2 separate regions of the Homo sapiens genome follow, and region 1 is linked to region 2. Evidence: chromatin loops called from intact Hi-C (ENCODE). Cell type or tissue: mammary epithelial cell. All regions are shown on one strand.

Evidence for each region. Peaks named below come from ENCODE experiments on the same cell type or tissue, not always from the same donor. Only the 100,000 strongest peaks of a DNase experiment are listed, where the experiment ranks them.
Region 1: a loop joins it to region 2, with 21 times the contacts of the local background. A loop is called at or near these places in 14 of 110 quality-filtered maps.

Annotation. Positions count from the first base shown.
Region 1 is chr7:24,400,633-24,403,132 of GRCh38, reverse strand. All of the region lies in intron 1 of LOC107986777 (a long non-coding RNA gene), which reads left to right. Among named protein-coding and RNA genes, the nearest start is that of NPY, 120 kb to the right of the region's middle. RefSeq lists enhancers at 552-1,206, 1,207-1,861. In mammary epithelial cell, a CTCF peak has its summit at 956; no DNase peak of the experiment used is centred here; H3K4me3 peaks cover 174 bases; H3K27ac peaks cover 283 bases.
Region 2 is chr7:25,092,462-25,094,961 of GRCh38, reverse strand. No RefSeq gene overlaps it. Among named protein-coding and RNA genes, the nearest start is that of CYCS, 32 kb to the left of the region's middle. RefSeq lists enhancers at 653-732, 753-802. In mammary epithelial cell, CTCF peaks have their summits at 552 and 1,449 (motif pointing right); DNase peaks (open chromatin) are centred at 551 and 1,461.

The DNA of each region.
Region 1 (2,500 bases), 690 kb after region 2:
GTTTCATTTGTGTGGGTCATTTCATTCATCTGGATAAAGTACAGGATTTTTCATAATGAGCCTGCTTTTTAATTTTTCTAATTTTCATTTCCATTAAAGAGACAGTTTACCGGTAGTTCAAAGATTTGTGTGAGTACAAGATGGATTTACGATAATTGTGGAATGTATAATGAATACACAAAAAGGTTTTAGGAAAGCACACAGCAGTGATCACATTTTTCGAGAACAGTTGTTGAGTCTTACTGGTGGCAATGATCATTCACTTTTTCAGCCAGTCGAATCTCTTGTTGCTGTGTTAATAGCTCAGTCATATTTGTAGTCATTTACATGTTTTCAGGCATTAGGCATTCCATTTGGTTAGAGCATGAGAAATTTTTGACATTAGGAAATAAAAATGCCTTAAATATTATTTGTTAATTGTTTGACATTGGCTGTTAAATTATCAGAGCAGCACCTATAGTAAGGGAATAAATTATGAAGCTGAATGCTAAAAACAATGCTTACCCTTTCATAAGACTAGACTACATTTTTTAAGCAAAGGATAAAGCCCGAGTCTTTTCATTCTATAGGTGACATTACTATATAGTTAAGCATCTTAACCAAGTCAGAAACAGAACAAAACGGCCAGGAGTAATTTTAATTTTGCCATCTAATGTATGAGAGGTAGGAAATACTATGTCTCAATTTTTTAAAAATGAAAACAAAACACTAGAAAGGCTCTAAAATAAAACACTCTTTTCACAGTTCTTCAAGCAACCTACCAACCTCCTACCAATTCAAACTACAGTTCTAAGGGGGAAAGAGGCCTCTAGTAATTTCGGGGTTGTGGGGGAAAGGCATGGGGCTTACTGAACGGAAGATAATGAAAGTCTTGTCTTGCTACTCTGCATTTTTACCTTGAATTTATTAGGTGTATGCTTTCCCTTTCTGTAATACATTATGCACTCCCTCTAGTGTCAGAATTTGTATATGATCCGAAACCAAGTTTGATAAAGTGCTGCTATAAACATTAGAGTAAGGTTCAGGCTTCTAATTGTGCCATATTTCAAAGATATTAAAGGCCACCTAATAACATGAAGAACAGCCCTGCATGAAGTCACCCTGGCTAAGAAAAGAACGCATATTTTAACCTGTGTTATGAAGAGTTTCATGCGCGTCTGTGTGAACAGACCACCAAACAGGCTTTGTGTGAGCAACATGGCTGTTTATTTCACCTGGGTGCAGGCAGGCTGAGTCCGAAAAGGCAGATAAGTGTCGGGGGGGCGTTTTATAGGATTTGGGTACGTAAAGGAAAATTACAGTCAAGGGGGTTTGTTCTCTGGTGGGCAGGAGTGGGGGTCGCAAGGTGCTCAGTGGGGGTGCTTTTTGAGCCAGGATGAGCCGGGAAAAGGACTTTCACAAGGTAATGTCATCACTTAAGGCAAGGACCGGCCATTTACACTTCTTTTGTGGTGGAATGTCATCAGTTAAGGTGGGGCAGGGCATATTCACTTCTTTTGTGATTCTTCAGTTACTTCAGGCCATCTGGGCGTATACATGCAAGTCACAGGGGATGCGATGGCTTGGCTTGGGCTCAGAGGCCTGACATTCCTGCTTTCTTATGTTAATAAGCAAAATAAAACAAAATAGTGTTGAAGTGTTGGGGCGGCGAAAATTTTTGGGGGGTGGTATGGAGAGAGAATGGGTGATGTTTCTCAGGGCTGCTTCAAGCGGGATTAGGGGTGGCGTGGGAACCTAGAGTGGGAGAGATTAAGCTGAAGGGAGGTCTTGTGGTAAGGGGTGATATTGTGGGGATGTTAGAAGAAACATTTGTCGTATAGAATGATTGGTGATGGCCTGTATACAGTTTTGGATGAATTGAGAAACTAAATGGAATAACAGAAGGAGAAAAACAGGTATAAAAGGTCTAAGAATTGGGACGACTCAGGATATCTGATTAGAGAGTGCCTAAGGAGATTCAGCATAGTCCTGCCCGCAAAGATTATTTATTTACTTCAAGAGTTAAGAGTGGCAGTTTGGGGATAGCACCAGGAGATTATCAGCTGTGATGGCTTGGAAAAACAGTGTAAACCGGCAGTGTAAACAAGAGCAGGGCATGTATGAGTAGTTGAGAACGAATAGGAGTATGACTAGACAGAAGATAGTAGGGATGACAAGTTTTTTGGGGGCACAGTCTAAGTTGGTCTGGTGTCTGGAATGAGACTGGGGCCTAATAAAAACGAGCGTCTATACAGAAGCTTAAATGGGCTGTACCCTGTAGCATTCCGAGGACAGGCCTGAATTCTGAGAAGGGAAAGTGGTAAAAGTATTGTCCAGTCCTTTTTAAGTTGCTGGGTGAGCTTGGTGAGGTGTGTTTTTAAAAGACCTTTAGTCCGTTCTACTTTTCTTGAAGATGGAGGACCGTAAGGGATATAAAGGTTTCACTGAATACTAAGAGCCTGAAAAACTGCTTGGCTGATTTGACTAATAAAGGCTCATCTGTTATCAGACTGTAGGAATT
Region 2 (2,500 bases):
AGGGCAACTTATTGTTGGAAGACTTAAAAATGAAACATATCAACAATGACAATGCATGGATTTTATTTGGGTCCAAATTCAAGCCAACTAACTTAATAATTTATAAGGCAATTAGGAAAATGTAAATAATGACTGCATGAATAACTGATGATATTAAGAAAGTGTTTGATTTTCTCAGGTGTTCCAATGAAATATTTACAGATTAAATGACATAATGTCTGGGATTTGCATCAAAATAACCTAGAGGCAAGGCCAGGAGTAGGTTGGGGAACAGATGAAACAAGAGTGGACAAGATGGAGACGATTACCATAAACTGATAATTGTTGAAGCCAGGTAATGGGTTCAGGGAGTTTCATTATACTGCTTTCTTTCTCTTTTTAAAAATACTTGCAGTTGTCTACAGTTAAAGAAAAATATCATTTAAAAAGGTGGTTGAGCCCGGGCGCAGTGGCTCACGCTTGTATTCGTGTTTCCACTGAGTCAGCTGCAGGCTGAGGGGAGAAAGCTCTGCCTGATCTAAGTACTGCATTACATTTTGTGTCCACTGGGCGGCAATATCAACATTTGATCCTGCCTGCCACTAAATCCTCAGGAGGCAGCAGTGCCAGATTACATCTGTGTCTGTGAAGTTCCACCTTTCCCGCTTCTGATCATTTTCTTCCCCCATTCTCCACCCTGTCAAACGTGGAGCTGCCAGAGCCACGGTGACTGGGAAAGAGGAGCAGACGGTACAGGCTAGGAAACAGAGAGGAGGCTGATCTTCCCACCTTTCCTCAAGTTGGGGTAGAGGAAAGGCTTTCATCTTAAAGACTTGCATTTTTGTTTTGTTTTGTTTTGTTTGTTTTGTTTGTTTGTTTGTTTGTTTTTTGAGACGGAGTCTCGCTCTATTGCCCAGGCTGGAGTGCAGTGGCGCGATCTCGGCTCACTGCAAGCTCTGCCTCCCGGGTTTATGCCATTCTCCTGCCTCAGCCTCCTGAGTAGCTGGGACTACAGGCGCCCGCCACCATGCCCGGCCAATTTTTTGTATTTTTAGTAGAGACGGGGTTTCACCGTGTTAGCCAGGATGGTCTCGATCTCCTGACCTCGTGATCCGCCCGCCTCGGCCTGCCAAAGTGCTGGGATTACAGGCGTGAGCCACCGCGCCCGGCCTAAAGATTTGCATTTTGACTAATGCATGAGATAAAATTTTAACTAGTGGCTTGGCCCTAGACAAGACCAGAGGATTTTTTTTTATTACCTAAGAGTAGAGCTGATACTGAGCCAGTCCACACCATTATGGCCGGACCCATTGTCAAAATACTCAAATCTCCTGTACTAGTTGGTAAATAGCCCCAGCCTGCACCCCTGGTGTTCACTCACCCACCGCCCTGGCTGCCATGACCCTGATGCTGGAACCCTCCATGAGCCCTGCCATGCAGAAACTAAAGAGGTCACACTTGGCCCAGCAGGGGGCCCCCAAGAGCTGCTCCACTTTGGCCAGTGTGAGTTCCAATTGGGGTTGCAGCTGAAACAATTATTAAGATTGGCCAGAGAAATCACGGGACAGGGAAGGGCAGGAACCAGTCCCACTAAGCCTGTGGGGGAAAGGAATAAAGTTATTTTCACTGTACTTCCTTTTGGTTAAAGTACTGATTACACAATTATTGACATACTTAGGAAAATCAACAACCACAATGACAAAATGAAGGAAATGAAAAAGTCAGAGTTGCAGGGTATAAGATACACCTATGCAAATAAACTGCATTTCTACACCAAGTTAAATTTTAAATGATTAAAAATTCCATTCATAACAGCAAAAAGGCACTAGTAATTCAAGACAGGAGATTTTGTCAAGGAAGTAATTTCTTTTTTTTTTTTTTTTTGAGACGGAGTATCGCTTTGTCGCCCAGGCTGGAGTGCTGTGGCGCGATCTCGGCTGTTTGCAACCTCTGCCTCCCGAGTGAAAGCGATTCTCCTGCCTCAGCCTCCTGAGTAGCTGGGATTACAGGCGCACGCCACTGTGCCCGGCTAATTTTTGTATTTTTAGTAGAGACGGGGTTTCACATGTTGGTCAGGCTGGTCTCTAACACCTGACCTCGTGATCCGCCCGCCTCAGCCTCCCAAAGTGCTGGGATTATAGGCATAAACTACCGCGCCCGGCCGGAAGTAATTTCTAAATCCCGGGAGAAGATAGAAAAAAAAAAAAAGCAAGCCACATGAGCATGAATGGAAGAAGACTAAACATGGGAAGATGGTAATAGGATCTAGGTCACTGGTTTTCAAAGCACGTTCCTTGGATCAGCTTCTCTACTAAGAACTTGAATATGGTATCTCTCACCCTTCACAGCATCCCTATCGGCTGGACATCATCACCCACACTTACCAATGAGGAATGGAGGTTAGAGGGGGTAAAGTGCTCAGCGCCTGAGGTCCCTCCCAGAGTTTCTAAGTGGCAGCACCAGGGTTCAAATACAGCTCTGCTTGACTCCAAAGCTATATTTTTCCTACCAAACAAGGCTG